Linked DNA regions of Homo sapiens: regions 1, 3, 4, 5, 6 and 7 are each linked to region 2. Evidence: chromatin contacts called from ENCODE Hi-C or POLR2A ChIA-PET data. All regions are on one chromosome and are shown on one strand. Each heading gives the region's core, a stretch centred on a gene start or an enhancer-like site at or near the end of the contact. The rest is flanking DNA. Distances are from core to core; before and after follow the strand shown. Region 1 holds the start of ANGEL2 (angel homolog 2). Region 2 holds the start of SLC30A1 (solute carrier family 30 member 1). Region 3 overlaps HHAT (hedgehog acyltransferase). Region 4 holds the start of NSL1 (NSL1 component of MIS12 kinetochore complex). Region 5 holds the start of BATF3 (basic leucine zipper ATF-like transcription factor 3). Region 6 holds the start of TRAF3IP3 (TRAF3 interacting protein 3). Region 7 holds the start of FLVCR1 (FLVCR choline and heme transporter 1).

Evidence for each region. A loop is a pair of places that touch in the nucleus more often than their neighbours do. ChIA-PET counts read pairs that join two places held with the same protein, here RNA polymerase II (POLR2A). Pooled maps may share reads with other maps.
Region 1: a loop to region 2 is called in a map of B cell, with 25 times the contacts of the local background. The contact joins the promoter of ANGEL2 here to the promoter of SLC30A1 in region 2. A Hi-C loop is called at or near these places in 5 of 168 maps with a recorded cell type or tissue (B cell, CD4-positive, alpha-beta T cell, CD8-positive, alpha-beta T cell and 1 more), 2 of 37 single-sample maps with no recorded cell type and 14 of 50 pooled maps.
Region 3: a loop to region 2 is called in a pooled map, with 9 times the contacts of the local background. The contact joins the enhancer-like site here to the promoter of SLC30A1 in region 2. A Hi-C loop is called at or near these places in 5 of 50 pooled maps. POLR2A ChIA-PET finds 5 or more read pairs at or near these places in 4 of 52 experiments (PC-3, WTC11, activated CD4-positive, alpha-beta T cell and 1 more).
Region 4: a map of CD8-positive, alpha-beta T cell shows a loop between it and region 2 (14-fold over the local background). The contact joins the promoter of NSL1 here to the promoter of SLC30A1 in region 2. A Hi-C loop is called at or near these places in 3 of 168 maps with a recorded cell type or tissue (CD8-positive, alpha-beta T cell and naive thymus-derived CD4-positive, alpha-beta T cell), 2 of 37 single-sample maps with no recorded cell type and 11 of 50 pooled maps.
Region 5: a pooled map shows a loop between it and region 2 (10-fold over the local background). The contact joins the promoter of BATF3 here to the promoter of SLC30A1 in region 2. A Hi-C loop is called at or near these places in 2 of 37 single-sample maps with no recorded cell type and 6 of 50 pooled maps.
Region 6: a pooled map shows a loop between it and region 2 (8-fold over the local background). The contact joins the promoter of TRAF3IP3 here to the promoter of SLC30A1 in region 2. A Hi-C loop is called at or near these places in 3 of 168 maps with a recorded cell type or tissue (CD8-positive, alpha-beta T cell and naive thymus-derived CD4-positive, alpha-beta T cell), 3 of 37 single-sample maps with no recorded cell type and 10 of 50 pooled maps.
Region 7: a loop to region 2 is called in a map of naive thymus-derived CD4-positive, alpha-beta T cell, with 34 times the contacts of the local background. The contact joins the promoter of FLVCR1 here to the promoter of SLC30A1 in region 2. A Hi-C loop is called at or near these places in 2 of 168 maps with a recorded cell type or tissue (CD4-positive, alpha-beta memory T cell and naive thymus-derived CD4-positive, alpha-beta T cell) and 10 of 50 pooled maps. POLR2A ChIA-PET finds 5 or more read pairs at or near these places in 1 of 52 experiments (GM12878).

The regions. Positions count from the first base shown.
Region 1 is chr1:213,013,914-213,017,169 of GRCh38, forward strand. It overlaps ANGEL2 (angel homolog 2), which reads right to left and starts at 1,954. Exons shown (of 9, transcript NM_144567.5): 1 at 1,700-1,954. The coding sequence starts at 1,758. RefSeq lists enhancers at 791-1,379, 1,380-1,967, 1,680-1,989.
Region 2 is chr1:211,577,538-211,580,706 of GRCh38, forward strand. It overlaps SLC30A1 (solute carrier family 30 member 1), which reads right to left and starts at 1,624. Exons shown (of 2, transcript NM_021194.3): 1 at 454-1,624. The coding sequence starts at 1,075. RefSeq lists silencers at 254-603, 1,104-1,413, 1,654-2,213 and enhancers at 714-823, 796-1,297, 1,298-1,797.
Region 3 is chr1:210,373,137-210,376,585 of GRCh38, forward strand. The region is part of intron 3 of HHAT (hedgehog acyltransferase); the gene reads left to right. It also overlaps the pseudogene RNU5A-8P. Among named protein-coding and RNA genes, the nearest start is that of HHAT, 46 kb to the left of the region's middle. RefSeq lists enhancers at 1-824, 825-1,736 and a silencer at 1,412-1,501. Within about 2 kb of position 1,380, at least 16 of the 41 ENCODE cell types and tissues checked have a DNase peak (open chromatin) inside an H3K27ac peak, as active enhancers do; they include PC-3, where a contact is called at or near this core.
Region 4 is chr1:212,789,971-212,793,403 of GRCh38, forward strand. It overlaps NSL1 (NSL1 component of MIS12 kinetochore complex), which reads right to left and starts at 1,807. Exons shown (of 6, transcript NM_015471.4): 1 at 1,560-1,807. The coding sequence starts at 1,793. TATDN3 (TatD DNase domain containing 3) reads left to right here and starts at 1,924. Exons shown (of 10, transcript NM_001042552.3): 1 at 1,924-2,017. The coding sequence starts at 1,952. RefSeq lists enhancers at 480-1,258, 1,733-2,012.
Region 5 is chr1:212,697,710-212,701,272 of GRCh38, forward strand. BATF3 (basic leucine zipper ATF-like transcription factor 3) reads right to left here and starts at 2,131. Exons shown (of 3, transcript NM_018664.3): 1 at 1,964-2,131. The coding sequence starts at 2,053. RefSeq lists silencers at 1,429-1,878, 2,069-2,148.
Region 6 is chr1:209,754,377-209,757,641 of GRCh38, forward strand. It overlaps TRAF3IP3 (TRAF3 interacting protein 3), which reads left to right and starts at 1,677. Exons shown (of 17, transcript NM_025228.4): 1 at 1,677-1,933. RefSeq lists enhancers at 1,400-1,559, 1,840-2,249.
Region 7 is chr1:212,856,105-212,859,661 of GRCh38, forward strand. It overlaps FLVCR1 (FLVCR choline and heme transporter 1), which reads left to right and starts at 2,171. Exons shown (of 10, transcript NM_014053.4): 1 at 2,171-3,086. The coding sequence starts at 2,349. It overlaps FLVCR1-DT (FLVCR1 divergent transcript), which reads right to left and starts at 2,034. Exons shown (of 2, transcript NR_027286.1): 1 at 1,662-2,034; 2 at 500-814. RefSeq lists silencers at 2,272-2,331, 2,412-2,621.

The sequences.
Region 1 (3,256 bases), core at 704-3,203, 1.4 Mb after region 2:
GTATAGTTAGGAAAACAAAAGCCTATCCACAACTTCATAAATTCACAAAACTACTTCTCTTACTAATCAACGGGTGGATAATTTATTTCTCCATTCTTTTTTAAGCATGATTCTCGTTGGGGGAAATGAAAGAGGATGGGGATGACGTACTACGAATGCACCAACACTCCAAACCAACAGCTTCAATTTAACCCATCATCCAAAACATCTCCAAAGTGGCGCTAACATTTTTAATAGGTATGTTGCTCTCAGGCTCTCAAGAAACACTTCAGCTTAATAAAGCACCATGTTCCTCTCACTATACTACTTTGGCAAAATGTTAAGATTCAGAGAAGGACTTTTATCCTTTCCTCCAAAATTCTTAACAGCTACATTTCTACCACAGCATCAATAATGTGCGCTCCCATCCCTAAGGGAATTTTGTTTAAGTTGCGTTTACTGTTATTTAACTTTATACGCTGTTATTCTCGTTTTAACAGCATTTAAATTTTTATTATAATTTTTACAGTTTAAGTATTCGCTAGTTGTTCTCTAAAATCTACTTAATTGTAAATCTTTAAAGGCATAACATGGGCATTCTACACTGCTTTGTGATAACTCTGAAAGCCATAGGAATTTGGGCACTTGGTCCATGCATTTTCTATGCTAATAAGCCACTGTATTGAAATATAATACTTGTACTACAAAAGCTATTATCTATATTTGCAGTTATTTATTCAGACTTTTTTTTCTCTTAAGATGTTAAGCTCCTTCAGGGCCAGAACAGAACCGTCTTATTCATTTTAATTCCGTTATCTTCACAAGTGCCTAGCACAGTGCCTGGCAAACAGCTGGTACTCAGGAAACATTGTTGAACTGAATTACCATCAAGTCCCAGGCCTATGGGAGTTACAACCAAATCCCCATCGCTTATGTAATAATACATGCTGTGTTTCCCAAGCGTGGTGGGTGGTACACGAGTCGGTTTCACAGAGTACACAGTTAAATTACTTGATTGTAATTTCTAAATACTTATGTTAGTTTATTAGGAAAAAACATAATCGCACATCAAATCCAAGACTCTGCAGACACTGCTTAGGGTGAAGCTAATGTGGGCAGCACCTACTGAAGTGCTTTTTAAAAAAAACTGAGTCAATTTAAAGAAAAATATCCAGTAAATAATACACGTGAAACAAGAACTTGGCCATAACAGTAAGGGATGACATACAAGTGACTAAAGTTTGAAAGACACTAACACATCAACAAAAATCAAGCCCCTCCTGGGCGTGTGCCACACACGCGCCTCCAAGGGATCAGGCCCGCCGAGACCTACTGCGGAGAGGCGGCCTCCCCGCCGACGCTCGGTTCCCGGGACGGTGCTGCGGAGTGTGTGGAGCAGGCCAGCGCTGGTCTGGAGGCTGGGTTGGGGGAAGCAGGCCAGGGATCCAAAGCCACTGGCACAAGCCTGGCCGGCGGCCCATGAACTCCGCGCCAAGACCCCAGACCTCGTTGGCCCAGCGTCCCGCCAGCTGCGCGGCGGGTTTACCTATCCCGCTTGGTCTCTGGAGGCTCGTCCCGGATGCACCATCGCCCAGACCCTCTTCCTCTTCCTTCCACCCCTAGCCCGCCCCGCCCCGCCCCGGGTTAGTCCCGGACGCCCGCCCGCTCTTTCAGGCCGCCCGCCCCTCTCTCCTCCCTCCGAGTACCCAGCCCTACTGACCGGCCTCTTCCCACCACACAGTGGCCGTAGCCCTTCCTCACACAGCGCCAGGCTTCCATCTTCGCCCTCCGCGTGCGTCCAGTTCCCAGGCCCCGGGTTCCACCTCAATCTCTATAATCGATGCGACGGCCTAAAGTATCTAGGGAACCCCATCACTCTTAAGTACCGACTCCAGTCCTGGCTGCAAGGCATGCTGGGAGGTGCAGTCTCGCCGGCCGGCCTACACTCCATCTTGCGCAGTCAGAGTCCCTGAATGCCTTAACCCGGAATTCTGCTCAAGGAGCATGCGCAGAGCGTGGGACGCGCGTGCAACCATTTCTGAAGAGGGCAAAACACCCGAACTTCGTCTTAAAGAAACAGAAATAAACTTTCTTTTTTTTCTTTTTCTTTCTTTCTTTCTTTTTTTTTTTTTGAGATGGAGTTTCGCTCTTGTCGCCCAGGCTGTAGTGCAATGGCACGATCTCGGCTCACTGCAACCTCCACCTCCCGGGTTCAAGCGATTCTCCTGCCTCAGCCTGCCAAGTAGCTGGGATTACAGGCATGAGCCACCACACCCGGCTAATTTTTGAATTTTTAGTAGAGACAGGGTTGCACCATGTTGGCCAGGCTGGTTTCGAACTCCTGACCTCAAGTGATTCGCCCGCCTCGGCCTCCCAAAGTGCTGGGATTACAGGAGTGAGCTACCGCGCCCGGCAGAAATAAACAGAGCAGTGAAAATTTTTAATTGCCCAAAGTGCAGATTCCCAGCTGAGGCTGAACAACGCATCCTCTGGGTGCCCATGGAACTGAGGTACCACAGAATTTTGCAATTAATGTTGCGGAAGCACAGCCATAGCTCTCACTTTAAAATGTACGTGTATGGGCCGGGCGCGGTGGCTCACGCCTGTAATCCCAGCACTCTGGGAGGCCAAGGCGGGCGGATCACGAGGTCAGGAGATCGAGACCATCCTGGCTAACACGGTGAAACCCCGTCTCTACTAAACATACAAAGAATTAGCCGGGCGTGGTGGCGGGCGCCTGTGGTCCCAGCTACTCGGGAGCCTGAGGCAGGAGAATGGCGTGAACCTGGGAGGCAGAGCTTGCAGTGAGCAGAGATCGAGCCACTGCACTCCAGCCTGGGCGACAGAGCGAGACTCCGTCTCAAAAAAAAAAAAAAAAAAAAAAAAAGTACTTGTATGTCTTGTGTGTCCACCTTTATTAAATGTATTATAGGACTGTAGATTGTTGAAAGACATTATTTAAGTGGAGACCCTGCAAGAAACAGGAAGAGAGAAACCGAGAAAGAATAAAGTGTGGAGAGTAGAGGGGAAAAGGATACTAGAAGGCAGGAGCACTGCTTTTATAGGCTCTTTGAAACAGTGGTAATTTCTTGGGAAGGCTTTTCTTATCCCTGGTGCATAAAAGGAAGTAAAGTGTATTTGAAAAAAACCTTTCCCTCAGTATGTAATTGATTCTTGTTATTTGCAGTAGTTAGGTTCTGTAAAGTTGCTGGAAACACTGAATTAGTAAATACTGAATCATTACTCCTAAGGGAAATACAGGATTAGGATCCTGTAA
Region 2 (3,169 bases), core at 374-2,873:
TTTCCAGCACCCAACTACTGGGGACGAATTGGGGATTCTCTCCGTTTCCCAAGAGGGCCAAGGAATTGAATTGGGAAGCATTTCTGACGCTGTTATAACCATAACCAGACAAGTCTCCAGCAAAGTTGCTGCAGCCTGTAAAGACAGCCAAGTGCGGGTGTGGACTGCAGCGGGATGATGATCACCTCCTGACCCTTTTTCTTAGGGTCTGACCCACAGCCCCCACCTACAAATATGCCAGACGCGTCGCCGGCTCCTTGCACCCGACTGAGGGGGTTCTGATTTCCTGGAGCAGCAGCGGGGCGTGTGCAGGACGGGGAGGGAGCAGGCAGGGGCGGCGCGGCGCAGGCCCGCTCGGGCAGCAGGGGGCGTGCGGGCCACCCCGCCGAAGGCCAGGCGAGGCTCTGGGCACCCCAAACCCAACCACCTGCGGCAGCGACTTTCCCGGCTCACCTGCGGGGTCCAATTTCAGCCCGTTGGAGTTGCTGGTATTGGCCACCAGGGTGTTGGTCTCCTCCTGGTCGGGACCCTGCTCGCCCGGGGCCACGTTGATGTCGCTGCTCCCGGGGCGGGTGCTCTTAACGCGAGGCCCCTTGGGGAGGCCGTGGCCGTGGCCGTGACCCCCGTGCGAGTGGCCGTGGCCGGAGTCCTGGCTGAAGCCGCTGTGATGGTGGAAGAGGCAGAGCCCCAGCACGTTGACCAGCAGCCCGGCCACGCCGACCCCAAGGACCACCAGCGGCTGCTGCATCTCGTGCGGCTCGATGAAGCGCTCGATGGCCTCCAGCAGGATGGCGAAACAGAGGCCAGTCAGGAAGATGGCGTTCACCAGAGCCCCCATTACCTCGGCTCGGATCCAGCCGAACGTGTTCTTCTGGGTGGCGTGGGTCCGCCGGGCGAAGCGCTCGGCCACCAGCGCCACCACCAGCGCCAGCACGTCCGACAGCATGTGGAAGGAGTCGGAGAGCATCGCCAGCGACGAGGTCACCCGGCTCACCACCACCTCCAGCACCATGAACATGAAGGTCAGCGCCAGCATGCACAGCAGCCGGCCCCGGTTCCGACCCCAACACCCCATGGCTGCGGCTGCGGGGCCCGCCGAGCCCGGCCCGGAGACTGGTGCAGCGGCGGCGTTGGCGGGACGCGGAGGGTCGGCGACCGCGACACGGAGGAGCGCCCGAGTCGGGCCGTTCGGGAAACCGCTGAGGGGCCCCCGCGGCCGCACGGGGACAAGCCCGGGTCAAGCCGCCGAGCCCCGCGCCTGTGGGCGTTCTCCGCCAGCCGGCGGCGCCGCGCCGCGCAGCTCCTCAGGCGTCCGTCCTCAGAGCCGGCGCCGAGGCCCGGCTCAGCCTCAGCAGCCCCCACACCCAGGCGGCGGCGGTGGCGGGGAGCTGGGCTCCCGGAGCCGGGGTACCAAGAGCCGCAGCCGGAGCAGGAGCAGGAGGGCGGCGGGCGAGGGCGGCAGGAGAGGGCGACGGGCAGCTTCGCGCCGAGAAAGCTCCGAGCATCTGAGGGCTCTGCTTGCTGGTCTCCTCTGCGGCGGCTGGACTGAGGAGCGGATGGCTGAGGAGCTAGAGAGGCGGCGGCCACGGCAGCTGCACTCGGCCCGGTCTCGGGCGCCTTCTTCGCCCCCCCGCCTTTGCAGACGGTTTACAAAAAAACTTTGCTTTGCACTCGGAACCCCCGTTTTCACACGGACCCGAGCGTGACAAGGCCTTGCCGCCCCGCCCACCAGGCCCGGCACGCTTCCCCATTGGTCAGGACCCCCTCACGACAGCCTCGGCGTCCCGCCCAGCCACGCTCACTATTGGATGGAGCCTCGGAGGGGCGGGAAGGGGGCGGGGTCGCGGCTCCAACAGATAGGGGCGGGGCCTTTTCCTCCCGGAGCCGGGCGTGGGCCGGGGGGCCGTGGCCGGGTGCAGCGGCGGGCGAATTGGGGGCGCGGGCCGCGTGCAGCGGGAGGGGGAGGGGCTGGCCGGGTCCCCTCGGGTGTGGCGGAGTCCTGGCCTGCGGACCATCGCAACTCCCAGCACACCTGCGGGGGCCGGGCTGCAAAGTCTGCAAACAGACTTTGATCCTCCGAGCCCAGTCCACGTGGGGGCGGGCCGCGCGGCGGCTGTGTGACAGCTCGGCGGCGGGGGAGGGGCCGGAGGGGAGCCCCTGAGCGCGGGGCCCTCGAGTACTCGGTCCTGTCGGAGGAGGCCGACAGACGCATAAACAAGTGCGACTGTAACTTGGGACTCTGCTGGACGCCGAGCTGAGGAGTTAGTCCTCCCGAAGGTCTGCTAGGGGCGTGGACCGAATCTTTGTACATGTTTTGGGAAAGCCAGTTTCTCCTATCACCATCAACCCCTGGAGACCTTGTGTGAACTCAGGTGTCTGTCACTGATTATCTAAGGACAGTTCAGGGTACAGACTTCAGGCAGGAGAAACCTGGGCTCTGCTCCTTGCCTTGTCAATAGCCAGCTGTGTGGCTTTGAGCAAGTCACCTAATCTCTCTAGACCTGTTTCCCCATCTATAAAGGACTGGACAAATGCAACTCTGAAGATCCCCGTCTGACTCCAAAATTCTAAGGCTCTATGATTTAACATTTATTTATAGACTACACACGGTGGAATCTTGTGCTGGTTGCTATGGGGAGGTGGAGGGGCAGTAAGAATACAAAGGAACGAGTTTCTGTCCAGGTGGAGGTAAAATATAAACACGACATTTTAAAATTACGATGGAATACTCTTGATAAATTGTGCTATTTTAGACTGAATACATAAGCACTGTGTTGTGGGTGGAGATGAGTTGATCTGGAAAGGAACAGCTTGCCCATCTAAGGTGGGGTGGTGGCTGGAATCAGAGTGGCTTAAGCTGGACCTGAAAGGCCTCACCACAGCCCCTGCGCAGCAGAAGGACCTCCCCACCCACTGCCCTAGATTACTACTGGACAAATGCAGTGCCAGCTATTGCCTGGAGATGTGTATACAAGGCTTGTTTGGAGCTGTTATTTTGCATTGTTTTGGTATTCTTGTAATTCCTATGAAATTTTTTTCACTTGTATGTAGTGTGTTTCTAGTCTCCCCATCCAGACTGGAGAGCTGGATCCTCACCTTCTGTTTCTGTTTTGCTGGAATATAAAGAATGGAGGAAAATTTTCAAGACATTATTAAGGAAAAAATGATA
Region 3 (3,449 bases), core at 130-2,629, 1.2 Mb before region 2:
TCCTTAGAGGTGGATTAAAGTTAATTTACACACAAACATGGAAGTGCTGTAACATGATTCAGACTTATATAAGTGCCATAACAAGACTCAGAGAGAAAGGGGGACGGGATTATTCCAGCCTAGGGCAGGTTGAATAGTGGCGGGATCTGAAATTTGGGGGGAGGTATGGGGAAGTGGGAAGGAGGGAAAACATTTCCTTCTCTCAGTACATTTCCTAAAAGTGGTGCCTGTCAGCATTCTTAAAAAGGTTATTACCTTTTAAAATCATGACATGACAGTTGATAAGCCTTTGTTAAAAAGAAATTAAGCAGCAGCAGCAAGGTAAGAGCGAGATCACAGGGGCACGTGGGAGAAGATGTAAAGTGGGGTGTCTTTGTGTGGGGAACTGACTGATGCTACTTTCAGGGATGACAATAGCTGCCGAAAAGTTCGAGATGGATGAAGGTTTGTTATTCCATCATGATTTTGCTCCCAGGTTTAATGAAAGCAAAGCTCAGGTCAAATTCTATCTGGCATGTGTACGTTTATTAAACACTTACTAGGCAAGCAGTGGAAACCAGTTTACACCAAGCTGATCAGTGGAATTGATGGAGTCCTTTAAGGAGCTTGCATCACCACCTTGCATTGAATTTGTTACTAGGTAGATAGATAATAGAATGTTATCTAGAGAAGGATGGATTTGGGGCTTTTTTGCAGACAGGCAACCAGAAATTCTCCCAACTATGTGGCTGAGTTTAGGATCTTAAAGGCCATCACTTAAGGGGGAGTCTCCAAATTGTCTAAGCCAGTCTGTGTCTCCAATGTTAATGTTGCTAATTAGCAAGTCAGATGTCACCAGGGAAAGTTACACAGACTTTTATCATGCAAGTATTCAGACCTTTGACATGGAAAACAAGAGTTAACTGTCTTTGCAAGTTCTGTTACACAATGTTTAAACAAACAGTGACAATGAATCACTTAAGCCTAAAGTTGCACCATAATGTTTTCCTCTTTAAGTCTTTTTTTATAAAACATGATCTGCCTCCCCAGGGCAAGGCTTACAAAAAATTAGCTTATAACTGATTTGTTTCTCTCCACGGAAATCTTTAGTAAAAGGCGAAAGATTTATTCGATCTGAAGAGAAACCAGTGTAATGCTACAAATTAGTTCAACTCATTGTTGCAGTAACCGCAACTCCTAGTACGCCGATGGTGCCTACAGTTCGCACAAAAAGAATTACTGCCTACAGTTTGCACAAAAAGAATTCTTTAATCTTCCCATAGTTAGAAATGTTGAGTCAAAAGAAATATTCTTTTAAGCTTTAAATAATTTACTATGTGCAGGGTACTATGGGTATGCAAATGAGATGTTGAGTCATCACCTTGAGATTCCACACCTTGTTATTCACCGGGTGCCTTTGGTGCTACCACTAGGGGGCGAAGTAGAGGCCATGCTAGCTGAGTTCTAAATCCCATCCTGGGTTAACCATGGAAACTCGTTTTAGCCCTTTTTGTATAATGGGACTTGGAGTACGATTTGTTATCTTTAGCATCATCTTATTTTGAAACAATTACACATTTACAGGAAGTTGCAGCAGTAGTACAGAGAGGCCTTGTGTACCTCTACCGAGCTTCCCCAGTGGGGAATCTTTTTTTTTTTTTTTTTAATCCCTTACTTTTAATTTTAGATTCCAGGGGTACATGTGCAAGTTTATTACCTGGGTATATTGTGTGACGCTGAGGTTGAGGGTATGAATGATCTTGTCACCCAGGTACTGAGCACAGTACCCAGTAGTTAGTTTTTCAGGCCTTACCAGTCCTCCCTGCCACCCCCCAGCAGTTCCTGGTGTCTGTTGTTGCTAACAGGAGAACCTGATGGTTAGCTCCCCAGTGGGGAATCTTCCATAGTGAACTCAAACCCAGGAACTTGACATTAGTACAACCCACAGACTTTAATCAGATTTCACCTGTTTTGCAAGCACTTACTTGTGTATATGTATATAGTTATATGTGGTTTTATCACATGTGTAGATTCATGTAAACACCAACATGACAAAGATACAGAACCTTGAAGAGCTACTCTGTGCTGCCTCTTTGATGGCCATACTCACCCTCCTCCTCTTCATCTCTAATCCCTGAAAAACCACAATGCTTTTAAATATATATGTATGTGTGTATGTGTATATACACACACACATTTAGGATTCTTATATCTTATTGGTGAGAAGATATTTTTATCATTCTGCAATGACCCTTTTTGACCCTGGTGATTTTCTTTCTCTGAAGTCTACTTTATCTGCCATTGGTAGAGCCACTCCCACTTTCTTTTGATTCATGTATGTATGCCATATCCTTTTTCATCTTTTAACTTTCCACCTCCCCATTTCATTATATTTAAAGTGAATTCCTGTGGACAGTCCAGAGTTGGGTCTTTTTTCTAGCAATCCATTCTGCCAAGCTCTGTCTTTTAATTGCTGTATTTAATTTGATTGGGGTTTATTCAGCTTCTTGAATTTGTAGGTTTATGCTTTTTGCCAAATTTGGAGATCTTTTTTTTTTGCCATTATTTCTTTGAACGTATTTTTAACCTCATATTTTTTCTTCTTTCCTTCTGGAAAATTTAATGACACCAATGTCAGATCTTTTGTTCTTATATCAAGGGTCTCTGAGGCTGTATTTTTTCAGTCAGTTTTCTCTCTCTTGTTCAGATTGGGTGATTTTTATTGACCTATCCTTAGGTTCAATAATTAAAAAAAAAAAAAAATCTCACTCTGTCATCCAGGCTGGAGTGCAGTGGCACAATCTTGGCTCACTGCAATCTCTGCCTCCCGGGTTCAAATGATTCTTCTAACCCTCCCAAGAAGCTGGGATTACAGGCATGTGCCACCATGCACAGCTAATTTTTTTTTTTTTTTTTTTTTTGTATTTTTACTAGATAGGGGGTTTTGCCATATCGGCCAGGCTGGTCTGGAACTCCTGGCCTCAAGTGATCCACCTGCCTCGGCCTCCCAAAGTTCTGGGATTACAGGCATGAGCCACCACGCCTGGCTCAATAATTCTTTCTTATGTAATCTACTTTTGCTATTAAGCCCATCTAGTAAGTTATATATTAAGTATAATGCATTAATGTAAATGTTAATATTTATATCAACATTTACTTAATACTTAATTTTGTTTTGCTTATTGTCGTTCCTTAGGCCCTGAGCTCTCTAGCCAGTCTGCTCTTTTCACCATTCACAATCCCCTTACATTCGTTTTATATGTTACATCCAAGGGTTTTAGCTGTCGTTAGTGGAGGGATAGGGATAAATGTGTGTACTATATCTTGTCTGAAAGCAGACGTCTCTGTGTTGTAGCTTGTGTTTTAAAGTAAGTCTTAGGCATCATAAATGAGTTATTTTATTAATACGCAAATAGATTTCTGAAGAAAGATGGTGGAAGTAATGGACTGTGGGGGAAGGATGGGGCAGT
Region 4 (3,433 bases), core at 557-3,056, 1.2 Mb after region 2:
TACATACAGAGTCACAACCCAGGAAGTGTTTCTTCATTCTTCCACTGAACCTTTTTTTTTTGAGATGGAGTCTCGCTCTGTCACCCAGGCTGGAGTGCAGTGGCGAGATCTGGGCTCACTGCAAGCTCCGCCTCCCGGGTTCACGCCATTCTCCTGCCTCAGCCTCCCGAGTAGCTGGGACTACAGGTGCCTGCCACCATGGCCGGCTAATTTTTTGTATTATTATTATTATTGTTTTAGTAGAGACGGGGTTTCACCATGTTAGCCAGGATGGTCTCGATCTCCTGACCTCGTGATCCGCCCGCCTCGGCCTCCCAAAGTGCTGGGATTACAGGCGTGAGCCACCGCGCCCGACCCCTTTTGCCTGTTTTAGAGTGAAAACATTTTCTTTACAAGACTAAAATAGGTTAAAAAAAATTGTGTTGGTTGAAAACTTTACTAAGATCATACATTTGCCTCTATACCACATTTCCCAAGCCTTTCTTAAATATTTTTGCAAAGCCCTGAAGGTGGTAGTTTTTTGGGAACACAAGAAATAAAGGGATTGTGTGCTTCCTTATAACAGGCACCAATCTACTTATATTAGCGGAAAAAATTTAAAAGCTCATAATACCGCACATTTGTGAGTTATGAATGACCACAGTGCAAACAGTAAAAATAAAGGTTAATAGGCCGGGCGAGGTGGCTCACGCCTGTAATACCAGCACTTTGGGAGCCCAAGGCGGGCGGATCACGAGGTCAGGAGATCGAGACCATGCTGGCTAACACGGTGAAACCCTGTCTCTACTAAAAACACAAAAAAATTAGCCGGGCGTGGTGGCAGGCGCCTGGAGTCCCAGCTACTCAGGAGGCTGAGGCAGGAGAATGGCGTGAACCCAGGAGGCGGAGCTTGCAGTGAGCCGAGATCGCGCCACTGCACTCCAGCCTGGGCGACAGAGCGAGACTCTGTCTCAAAAAAAAAAAATAAAATAAAATAAATAAATAAATAAAACATGCAAAAGGAAAGATCAAATGCTGCTTGGGTGAATGGCTGACTTCCAGAATTACCCTTTCCAGGAGAATTCCTCATTGTCTGCGGCTGCATTGTCCAACAGGTGAGCCACTAGCCACTTTGTAGTTACTGAGCGCTTAAATGTAACTAGTTCGAAGATGTGCCGTAAATGCAGCACACCAGATTTGAAAAGCTTAGTACGAACAAAAGAATGTAAAATATCTCATTCATTTGATATTATTACATGTTAAAATACCTTGGATTTATTGGGTTAAACAAAATGTCTTATTTCCATTAACTTCACCTATTTCTTACTTTTAGTTTAAAACTACATAAAGATTAGCTTGCCTTGTATTTTCACTGGACAGCGCTGGTCTAAGTAATTAATAAGACCCAGCTGACATTAGCATCTATTTCTTTCTCCTCTAGCGTTTCTCGAACTGGTTCTACAGTAGCCTGGGGCACCGTTAATTCTGCCAAGGCCTGGCGTGGGATCTTTCTGAATCCTAAGATCCTGGGTGTTGGGTAAGAGGATGATGAGTAAAGAACTGGCTAACTGGTCCCGTACCCACTGCGCATCTCGCAGAGCGGGCTCCCGAATCTCCTCCGGCAGAGCGTCCCCGAGCTTTTGCACGAAGCGGCCGCACAGTTGTAGCATTTCGGTCACAGCCCGCTTCGAGGTGCAGCGCACCCGAAAGTCTTCTCGGGGAGTGGCGGAGACCAAGGCCTGGCTCTCTGTGCCAGCCGCGAGCTCCTTGTCCCATGGAGGGTCAAGGACCACCAACTCAGGAGACCCCGCCATTTTTCGTCGGAACTGTGGGCGGGGCACTCTGGGAGCGGAAAAGCGGGTTCACACTGGTGTAACCAGCATGCATCCGGCTGGAAACTCAGGACGCTGCAGCTGAAACGTTCCGGCTCCGGCTCTGCTGGCCGGTCTAAAGCGGCAGCCGCCGGGGCGCAATGCGAGCGGCTGGCGTAGGCTTGGTGGACTGTCACTGCCACCTCTCCGCCCCGGACTTTGACCGCGTATGTGAGGGCGATACGGGACCAGAGGGAGCAGGGAGGCCCCCGTCCTTTCCCCTCGTGTTATCTTTGCTCTCCTCCCTTGGGACGAAACCCCATATCCCCCGCCCAGACCCTTGTTTATGGCCATATGACCTTGCCCCTCATTTCCCTATTCCCTATTTAACCTCAGACATACCGATTTTTTTTTCCTGATTCAGTAGCGGTAAGCTATCTCCACAAGGCTTTTGTTTGCTCTTCTGAGTTCCTGGAATCGTTCCCTCACTCCCCTTGGCTGGCCTGTTTTTCCCCTCGGGGCTCTCACCTCCTGGCTGAGATGCCACTCTTTGTGGGAAGCGGTCCTCGAAACGCGTTCAAATCGGGGAGAGGTCGGGCGCGGGCTCACGCCCGTAATCCCAGCACTTTGGGAGGCCGAGGCGGGCGCTGCGCATCTCCTGTGTCCAGGAGATCGTGACCAGCCTGGGCAACATGGTGAAACCTCGTCCCTACAAAAAAAAAAAAAAAGCCGGTGATTGTGGCGTTTGCCTGTGGTCCCAGCTACTCGGGAGGCTGAGGTGGGAGAATCGCTGGAGCCCAGGAGGTGGAGGTTGCAGTGAGCTGACATCAAGCCACTGCACTCCAGCCTGGGTAACAGTGAGACCCTGTCTCAAAAAAAAAAAAAAAAAAAAATTCACAAATGGGGGAGAGAGGCAAACAAACAAACAAAAATACATGGCCGAGTGTGGTTGCTCACACTTGTAATCCTAGCACTATGAGAGGCCGAAGTGGGTGGATCGCTTGAGCCCAGGAGTTTGAGACCAGCCTGGGCAATGTGGTGAGACCCCGTCTCAATTAAAATAATAATACACACGTAAAATCAGTTACAAACTGTTTTACCCATTACGTGGGAAACTAGAGACTAATAATAGAGGATTAAGGGGGGTTTTATTTCAGGGGGAAATCCTCCCAGGAGCTGACACTTAAGGCTGAAAAGACAAGGAGCCACCCAAGCAAGGGGGTGAGTGTATGCTGGTTAGGGAAACAGATAGGTTGCAGGCCCCCAGACAAGCTAGAATTTGGCACATTTCAGTTGCCAAAAAGCTAAGTGGAGCCTGATGAGCTAGAAAGAGAAAGGCATGAAACAAAACTGGGGAGGTTTGCAGGGGATAGATGAGGTGGGTCAGTAAGGAATTTGGATTGCATTTGAAGCACAATGCAGATTCATTAAAGGGCTTTTTTAAAATTTATTTTCATTTTTTTATTTTTTTAGATTGAGTCTGGCTGTGTCCCTCAGGCTGAAATGCAATAGCATGATCTCAGGTCATTGCAACCTCCACCTCCTGGGCTCAAAAAATTCTCCTGTCTCAGCCTCCCAAGTAGCTGGGATCACAGGTGTGTCCCACCACGCCTGGCTAATTTTTTGTATTTTTAATAGAGACA
Region 5 (3,563 bases), core at 881-3,380, 1.1 Mb after region 2:
TCTTGAAAGCTGTTAGCTATATGTAAGATTTAACCAAATTCAGTCAAATCCCTCAATAGTGATCATGAAACAGGCAGGCGGAAAAATGCACTGACCATGGTAAAAACACTTCAATCAGCTATAGAAAACATGAAAAAGGAGAGCAGTATTTGCTTTCTAGAACCCCATGAGAAGACACCACCAAGCGGGAAAAATACCACACTTACAGAGTTTAAGAGCCAAGAGGTACAAACAAGGAAAACTACTCAGTTATTAATATTCACGGAATGCAAATATTAATAACACAAAAAAGGATATTTTCAGTTATCATTTGATCTCATCTTGTATTCCACATAAGACACACATCTTCCCAAGTTACTGCAGGTAAGAAGTTTCAGATATGCAAGAATATAAAGGCATAAAAAGGAGAGGAATAAATAACATACATAGCAAATAGAAGCTTAAGGGAACAAAGTATGATAATACAGTCTTCTAGAGAGGCAAAGAAGTCTTGATAAACAAAACCAGAACATTACAGGGGAACATGTGGTTAGAAGACAGCTCTTTAGCTTTAGAATCACACAGATCCTAGTTTTGTCTCTTAGTGTCAACATGGTCTTGTGTAAATGGTTTAAATTCTCTAAATTTTCAGTTTTCTCATTTATTGTAAGCATAATTCATTCATTCTTTCAATATGTATTAACTGAGCACCTACCATGTGCCAGACACTGTTCTAGACACTGGGGATACAAGCCCTAAACAAAGGGTCAGTGAACTCTGCAGACTTGGTGCTAACAGCCTAATGCTTAGGATTGGGATGCGATGAAATGAGATTTTGTCCTAAAGCTCCCAGCATACAGTATGCCCTCAAGAAGTTACCTGCCTTTGTTGAAGTTGCTACTTTAAAAAAAAATGTATTCTGCATAGTGCTTCTCATGCCTCTTTGCTCTCTGTAATCAAAAAGTCACTAGCACAAGAAAGCAGCCTGCATACTGCCCTCGGGGAGCTGACTCTAAACTGGACTCATCACCATGATCACACCTGCCAACCCAGCAGAAACATTTAATCAAGACAGAAAGAGGTGAGCGAAAGTTAGAGATAGTATTATGTTATTAACCATATCTGATTCAGTCTCAAAAATCCTGAGAGGTTGATGTTACTATATTCATTTTACAGATGGGGAAATGGACGGTCCGAGAGGTTAAACAAATTGCTCAAGGCTGCTCAGCCTGTGTGTGGCAAAGCCCAGGCCCAAACTCAGATCTCTGTGACACTCCAGCGACACCTGATGACATGGGCCGGGCGCTGAATTGGGAAGGTGGGGAGTAAGGATGAAAAGACCCAGTCTTCGTCGTAAGGCAGGTGGCCAAGACCCAGGCAAAGTTTCCAGACGGCCGTCCCTGTGGCCAACCTGGTCTCCTTCCTGACTGCGCCGCTGTAAACGTTGCTAGGGGACAGCGAACTGGGAAGGGGCAAAGGGTTTCCACCAGCTGGGGGCGGAGTCGGCCCTTTGTGGGTTCCCTCCGCCCAGGCTGACTAGTCCGGCGTTCTCCATTCCCGCGGCAGCACCCCCCCCACCCGGGGGAATCCTGGAGGGGCTACAGGCGCGGGTGGTGGGGTGGCAGTCGCTGGCTGCGCCAGGATGGGGCGGCCCTCAGGGCAGTGCGGAGCCCACGTGCCGGGGAGCACCGGCCATGCCCGGCCCAGCCAGGCGTCGGCGCCCTCGGGCTTCTTCCCCCAGAGGGCGCAGGAGCTGGCTCAGGAGCCATTCCAGGAGCCGCGGACACTGTGCGCACGACAGGGTCCCTGGATCGCCCCCATTCCCCAACATCCCTACGCCCCTACCTCTGCTTGTCTCCGGCCGCACCCGCCACCTCTGCACCTCCGCAGTCACCACCACGGAACTCCAGCACCCACCTCCTCGCCCCCCGCGGCGCGCCGGTCCCCGCACCCCACGGCCCTCCCTGAGCCTCTCGCCCTCTACCTGCTGCTGCGGCTGCGGCTGCGGCTGGTTCCCGGGCGCCGCGACGCTCCTCTGCAGGACGCTGCCGGCGGCCGGGAGCCCTTGCGACATGCCGGGCGCTCCTCTGGCCCGGCCCGCCCCGCCCCGCCCGCGCGCCCTGCCCGTGGGGCTGCCTACGGGCGCTGTCCCGCCGCCGGCATCCTCGTGCCGCACCCACGGCCTCGCGCCGGCCCCGCCCCCTCAGGCTTCCCGCTCTCCCCGCTACTCCACGCGTCGGCCCAGTGTCCCCGCGCGCCAGTCCCGGCAGCCGTCCTTCCCGTCCCACGTCTGCCCCGCCCTCCTTCTCCCACCCCCGCCTCGTTTCCTCCTCTGCCCGCCCTCTCTCCGCACCTCGGGGTCCCAAATCCCACCCCTGCCGCGGCTTTCCGCCGGCGCCCCGCGCTTCGTGGAAGTCACGTGGTGGCTCTGAAACCCCGGAGGGAACGCGAAGCCCACCCACGCGAGGCGACGCCCGGGGGGGTGGGGACCAGGGGGGCGCCATGCAGCCTTTGGGGTCCTTCGGCGGCTGCCGGGGAACTCAGGTTGAGAAACACAGTGGGTGTTTTGGGGTCGGTGTTTTTTCCCGGTCCCATCGCGGCATCTTCCTGCGCCTCAGCCACGCCCTGCGTCCGCCCCCCGGCGCGGGGGTCACAGTCCCGGGGGACTTTCTCCGCGGCGATCAGTCATCCGGGCGCCACTCTCGCTCCTCCAGCGGCCCCGAAGCCGCGGCTCTGGGGTGAAGACGCCGGCTTCACCGAGTCCCACCGCGCACCCCGAGCCACGGGCGCCCCAGGGACTCTGCAGGGAGTGCCTGCCCTTCCCGTCTCGGGTCCGCCGGGCTGTGGGAGGGAACGAGGCGGGGCGGCCCCGAGGGTGAATTCCCGGAGCGGAGGGTGGGCATGGGGAGGATGTCCCGGACAAAAACGGTGACGGGCTTCCCTGAGAGCGAATCTGCCACGTGGGACGTCACTAGTGACAGGTTTGGGGATCTGGACCCGCCATGCCACGGTTAAACGGCCCAGATCATTTTTCTTTTTCAAGATTTATCTGCTCGTGCCAAGCTGGGGACCGGGTTGAGGTAGGGCAAGTCCCTGTCCACCTGCCTGCCAGTCAAAAGATGCGAAGCCAAGACAATTACCCGTGGTCCTAGCGAAGGAAACACTAGCGGCCACAGGCTGTGGTCTGCATGCTGTGAGCACCGGGAAAGATAACCGCGATTCGGGATGGGCGGGTGGGAACCAGACCAGAAGGGCAGAAGTGCCTACCAAGTGTGGTCGCTTGGGTCTTCAGGTTTGTGGGCAGCAGTGGGCATGGGGACAGTCATTTCCGATTCCTTTTTAAGTCTTAAATGAGTGCACGTGCCCCCCGCCAGGATTTAAGACCCACTCTTGCAAAAGCTTTGAGAGAGCTTGAGTGAACTTGGCTGCCTGGAGGCCAGCGGGAAAGCGAGCGGAGATTCTTGTCTGTGTGATCAGAAGCTTCGGCCAACTGAGAGGCGGGGAGGAAGACGGAGGGTGGACGCAGCCCTTTAGAGTTGCAGCGCCACACTCCACAGCAGCAAGGCTGCGCAGCAGAGCCAGCG
Region 6 (3,265 bases), core at 427-2,926, 1.8 Mb before region 2:
TCTCCTGTCTTTCTTTACGCTCTAATGCCCTGAACTCCCAGAATCTTCTCACTCTTCTATGCCAATAAAAATTCTCTGGCCAGGCGTGGTGGCTCATGCCTGTGATCGCAGCACTTTGGGAGGCCGAGGCAGGTGGATCACCTGAGGTCAGTAGTTTGAGTCCAGCCTGACTAACATGGTTGAAACCCCATTTCTACTAAATACAAAAAATTATCCAGGCATGGTGGCGTATGCCTGTAATCCCAGCTACTCAGGAGGCTGAGGCAGGAGAATTGCTTGAACCTGGGAGGCGGAGGTTGCAGTGAACCGAGATCGCGCAATTGCACTCCAGCTTAGGCAACAAGAGTGAAACTCCGTCTCACTCTGTCGCCCAGGCTAGAGTGCAGTGGCACATTCTTGGCTCACTGCAACCTCTGCCTCCCAGGTTCAAGCGATTCTTGTGCCTCAGCCTCCCAAGTAGCTGGGTTTACAGGCACATGCCATGACATCCGGCTAATTTTTTATATTTTTGGTAGAGATGGGGTTTCACCATGTTGGCCAGGCTAGTCTTGAACTCTTGACCTCAAGTGATCCACCCACCTGGACCTCCCAAAGTGCTGGGATTACAGGTGTGAGCCACTGTGCCCGGCCAAAATTCTCTTTTTCTGACATCTTGGGCTCCCCAAGCCCTCTGTCCTCTACTCATTCCCATCTCTATGTGTCAAGCTCCAGACACAGGGCCTTGAGCTGTTGTCTCTCATCCTGAGTAAATGCCACTTGTCTTCAGTCCTAGTGCTTGAGAATCCATCCTCTGCTTTTCCCTGCCGATTCCTTGTCCTTTTTCTCCTCAAAGAACAGAGAAAGAAGCAGAAGCAGAGAAAATGGTGACAAACTCTCCACATGTTAATAAATGTTATCACAGCTATTTTTAAGTCTCATTACCTGCCTCACATGTGTCAAACCTTAGAATTCCAAAGAGCCACATACATCACCCAACTACCACAGTGAGTAGCATCCAGACAAGGTGAATTTTACAAGGTTACAAAGCTGCTCAGTTAACTTGTCCCAATCCAGTTTCCTCTCCACTATTTTAGCCTGAACTTCTTGGGAATTTCCTGGCTGCATCATTTGTGATGGCTTCATCTTAATGCATGCAAATCAGTTCCCTTTAGTTTTTCCCTAAATTTCCTAGTCCGGTTGACCAGATAAAAAAATGTGTAGAAGACTCTGCCTTCTATTCCTTCCTTCATCCCCCAGCTACCCACCTTTACACTCCCTCCTCATTGCTCCAGAAAGGAGCAAATCCAGAGTTGGTCTCATTCCAGAATCTGAGAAAGACACCACCTACTTCAGAAGAGCAGAAACTCTTTACAACACCAGGATTGGGAAGAGGTGGCTAAAGAAAAAGGAAAATCCTTACACAAAGAACTACCTGATACACATGAAAGCCTACACTGAGAACATCTCATCTAGGTCTTACCACCAAAAAGGCATTTTTTTCCCTCTCATAGAAACCACAAAGGTCTGAATCTGACCCAGAGGACTATCCTTTTCTAATCATGGAAAGGAATCTTGACTTGAAACTGTCCAAGAGCTCCGACCAATCCAGTAGCAAGAGAAAGGGTGGCCGGGGTGCCTACTGATGGGAGGAGCTCCTGAGCCCAGCCCTGGAGGCCTCAGAGTTCAGGGGCCCACTTAGATGATACCAGAGAGCAAGAGAGAGGAACTGGGGTTTGCGAACCTTGTGGCTTTGTCTGTTTCCTGTTTCAGCAAGGCTGCTGTGCAAAAAGAAAGACGGTACCAAGAAGGGACGTGTTAATGGGGCCCAGACCTATGGATTGAAAGCGTGTGCTTTACCCATCTGCTGTCTTGCTCCATCTGAGACCAGAGCCAAGATCTGCCCAGGACTGGAATGCTTTCCCGAGTGGCTTGAGTTGGAGCCTGGGACTAGGAGGTAACTGAGAAGGAGGATGCTTTTGTGTCCAGGTTTGGGAACTCCAACTTCGGGGTAGGGCAGAAGATGCTCTACCATCCCAGCTCCCCTGGGTGGAGAGTGGGTGGCATAGTTTAAGGGTGTCAGGGGTTTGGGTAACCAAGAAAGTATCCTGTATTGGTTTCCTGTGGCGCTAGCCATGGCACAGGGTACAGCTTGCACCACTCCTCTGTTCCAGTAGATTAGATTACATTAGATTAGGAGTGAGTCAAACGACTTAGAGTTCAGGCTACCCAGTGATATGGGCATGAATTAAATGACCTTTTACAGTTTTCTTCAAAGCAGGGATCCCTGAACACAAGACTGCCTTCCCAGCAGCTTAAGCGCAGGCCCCTCTCCCCTCAGTTCACACTGAGAGCTCTGGGCCAGGAAGGCCAACCCATGCAGGAAGCCATTCATTGTCTCCATTACAAACATGGCCAGGAAGTAAAAGCGAGACTCAGAAAGGCATGTCAAGCCACAGTCAGGTGAGGAGCCATGCCCTGTTCTCTCTCTGCAGCCTGAGAGACCAGGCTGAGCCTTCCCAGCCAGTAAACCTTCTTCCTCCAAGCTCTAAGTGAGCCCAGTCATGCTGCCAGGGGGGAACCTGAGAGATGCCAGAAAGCCTGGGCAGTGGCCAAGTGATCTTTCTTTGAACCCTACAGGGACCAGTTCCCTTTTCTTTAGCAGCCTACCCCTGTCAGCCGTCCCACATACCTTCTTGTTTTCAAGCAAGTCAGTAGGGTCCAGATATCCCAGAAACCTGGGTAGGGTTCTATGCAGCATGCTGCACCAAATCCTAGCAGGTGTGGTAGCCAAGGCATCTGGGAACACTCCCCTCTCTAAGGAGCCATTTCCACTGCAGCTCCTTTCTTGGGTAAGAAGGCTCCATGTCTGCCCCAAGGAAGCAGAGAGCAGAGCAGCTGTGTGTTTCAGTGGACTAAGGTTGGTGGCCTGGGTGGAGAGCCCAGAGAGACCTCATCTCAGGCACTGTCTTCTCCCCCACAGCCCTTTCCTCTTCGCGGCAAGAAGGTAGGAGGATTCTCAATGTTCTGCCTCCACTACAAAACCTGTGGGGAAGCTGAGCCAAACAGGGAGGGGACCTCACACCTTATGTGTGACACAGGCAGACCCCATCTCTTCCTTACCTTTCGGCTTGGTGTAATTGGGATGGCAATTATGTCCAGACCACAGAGAAGCCTTTCTCCTTATAGCCCAAACCCAGAGGTCAGAAGTAAATGTGACTTCAGCCTGGGGCCAGCATCCCCTCAATCTGGTAAACAATATACTCTGTCAAAGAGAGAGAGGGTTGAG
Region 7 (3,557 bases), core at 921-3,420, 1.3 Mb after region 2:
GAGCAAGACTGTCAAAAAAAAAAAGAAAGAAAGAAAATAACCAGAAAAAAAAAGTAAAAATATAGGACATTTTAGGTGAAGGTAAGCACTAGGAAAGAAAGAAAAAAAAAAGCAGGGAAGGGATGTTGGCCGGGGCGGGCGGAGGGGGGGATTTATACAGTTTGGCCAAGGAAGACATTATAATAATGCACTTATTCCTTAGTTTAGAACATGTAGCATTTCACCTGTACCGAGAGATGCCTGATATATTTCATACATGACCAAAATAATAATGTAAGAGGCAATAAAAAAGTGCAGGGTTTTAGGGTTCTAGATATCAGCACATTTTAAGATTAAATGCATGGTAAGAACTTTTGTACTATATACACCTAGTTTGAACTTAAATTTAATAACAAACTCTTTGGAGTCTCTCTCTCTCTCTTTTTTTTTTTTTCCCAAACATAGCTTCCCAAGGAGCAGAAGGGCTGAATTTTCTCTAGTTCCAGGAAGACCGCAAGGCTACTGTGCTCTGGATGTCTCGTTTTTATTTTTTTATTTTTTTATTCTCCAGATCTCAAGACGGTGTCTGGCACATACCATTCAATACAAGTTTGGTACCTGGAACCCACTGAATATGCATGTCCAGTAACTATTAACTACATGTGTTGGTGCAAGGGAGAAGGTCGAGCAACCGGATCTGCTCCATCATAGCCCGTCTCAGTCGCTTCATTCAAGTCAGCGGGGTGAGGTTGAGGGGATTCCAACTTCACAAGGGCAGATTTCTCATGGACTCTCTTTCTCTGGTTGTACTGGAACACTTTCTGGCGTTATTCCTCTGCTGGGACAGCATGAACTTATGAAACGTGGTCCTGTCTGCCCTAAAGCCAGGGTCTCACCGACAAGGACAGCGATGCTGGGGCGAGAAATAAAGTTCGTCCTGGGCCTGCGTACGGTACAGCGCCCTTGGGAAGCCCTTGTGGAGTTAAGGGTGATGCCCACTTCTTTGTCTCCCTCATTCTGTTTCGGTGGCTCTCTCGTTCCCAGTTCCAAGCTGCCCACTTGTTAGAGGAGCCACTGCTTACCAGGCATCTGGTTTAATAAAACATGGCTAGAGCGACTGCATGTTAAAGTGAGTAACTAGGCACTCACAAGGCACCTATAAGGTTAATGCTAAAGGTCTGAAAATAGCCGCATTCTAAGCTGACCAACAATTATAATTACACAATATTTATGGCCATACAGGACATCTCCCACCAAGTCTGCGGAATTGTCCAGATGTCCTGAGTTTTTTTTTTTTTTTTAGACAAGGTCTCACTTTGTCGCCCAGGCTAGGCTGGAGGGCAGTGTGGTGCGATCTCAGCTCACTGCAACCTCCGCCTCCCAGGTTCAAGTAGTTCTCCTGCCTCAGCCTCCTGAGTAGCTGGGACTACAGGCATGCACCACCACGCCTGGCTACTGGCTTTTTTTTTTTTTTTTTTTTTTTTAAATAGATGGCATCTCAGTATGTTGCCCAGGCTGGTCTCGAACTCCTGGGCTCAAGGGAGACTCCTGTCCGGCCTCCCACAGTGCTGGGATTACAGACGTGGCCACCGAGCCCGGCCCAGCCCTCTACTCAGAGATAACGTCAATGCGCAGGCTTAGGTTGAAGGATTAATGGTCATTAGTGCACCAACAGCCCCTACCTTTAGTGGGCACATCAGCACATTCCACGATTAATCACAGCTCCTCACAGCTGCCTCTAAGTAGTGACACTACCGAAGGACGGGAGTTCCTCCTCCTGCAGTCTGAGGACTTGCACTCTCTAACGGAGTAGATTCCAATAAACTTGCTTCCTTCACTGCGCTCTGTGACTCGCCTCCAATTCTTCCCTGAAGTAGACCCAAGAACCCTCTCTTGGGGTCTGGATCGAGACCCCTTTTTCCAGCAACACAACCCGCGGGGCCGCCTCCCGCCCACCCTCAGGTGCAGGAGACCCCGGGCCATGCATCCTTCCGGGCAGGAAAATGTCAGCCAGCGCTCGCCGGCCGCTTTCCTCCCCCGCCTCCCGAAGTTCTCGCCCGGTAGCTCCCCGACTGGCTCTCGCGCCGGACAAAGGCGCACGCTGATTGGCCGGAGGGCCGTAGTCATGCAGGACGCGCGACTCTAGGGGCGGGACCAGACAAGGGGTGACTGCCGCGCGGCGCGGGGGAGGAGACCTTCATCTGTTCACGCGGTAGCGCGGATTGCGGTTCGCGGCGCGCGCCACCGGGGAAGGAGCGGTGGGCCGAGGGGTTGGAGGTGGGGCCCCAGGAGGACCTCGGGCTGTGGGCCGGGAGAGCGGAGTCGGGGAGTGGGGCGGGGGAGCGAGGTGGCGCCGGGGAGCCTGGGATATGGCGCGGCCAGACGATGAGGAGGGGGCGGCGGTGGCGCCCGGACACCCGCTCGCGAAAGGATACCTCCCGTTGCCGAGGGGCGCGCCCGTTGGGAAGGAGAGCGTGGAGCTGCAGAACGGGCCCAAAGCGGGCACCTTCCCGGTGAATGGGGCCCCCCGGGACAGCCTCGCTGCCGCCTCGGGAGTTCTGGGCGGGCCTCAGACTCCACTGGCCCCAGAAGAGGAGACCCAGGCCCGGCTGCTGCCTGCGGGCGCGGGAGCTGAGACCCCGGGGGCCGAGAGCAGCCCGCTGCCCCTTACGGCGCTCTCCCCGCGGCGCTTCGTGGTGCTCCTGATCTTCAGCCTGTACTCGCTGGTCAACGCCTTTCAGTGGATCCAGTACAGCATCATTAGCAACGTCTTCGAGGGCTTCTACGGTGTCACCTTGCTGCACATCGACTGGCTGTCCATGGTGTACATGCTGGCCTACGTGCCCCTCATCTTCCCGGCCACCTGGCTGCTGGACACCAGAGGCCTGCGGCTCACCGCCCTGCTGGGCTCCGGCCTCAACTGCCTGGGTGCCTGGATCAAGTGCGGCAGTGTGCAGCAGCATCTCTTCTGGGTCACCATGTTGGGCCAGTGCTTGTGCTCGGTGGCCCAGGTGTTCATCCTGGGCTTGCCCTCCCGCATCGCCTCAGTGTGGTTTGGGCCCAAAGAGGTGTCCACAGCTTGTGCCACCGCCGTGCTGGGCAATCAGGTAAGTACTGGAGTGGTAGGTGAAAGTCAGATCCTTAAAAGACCGGAAAAAGTCATAGGCCGTGAGAACTATGGCCTGTATGGATGAACTGCCCCAGGAGGTATTTGTCTATAAAAGAGGAGATGAAGCCGTTGAATAGGAGGCCGTCTTGGATTGAAGTGGGCTATAAATTTCTTTGTAAGGACAAAATTTTCCAAACGACCTTGTCATCTTGCTTTGAAAATTACCTATAAAATAATTAACTGGGCCGGGCGCGGTGGCACACACCTGTAATCCCAGCACTTTGGGAGGCCGAGGTGGGTGGATCACTTCAAGTCAGGAGTTCCAGACCAGCCTGGGCAACATGGGGAAACCCCGTCTCTGTTAAAAATACAGAAATTAGCCAGGCCTGCTTGCGGGTATCTGTAGTCCCAGCAACTCAGGAGGCTGAGGCAGGAGAATCTCTTGAACCCGGGAGGTGGAGGTTGCAGT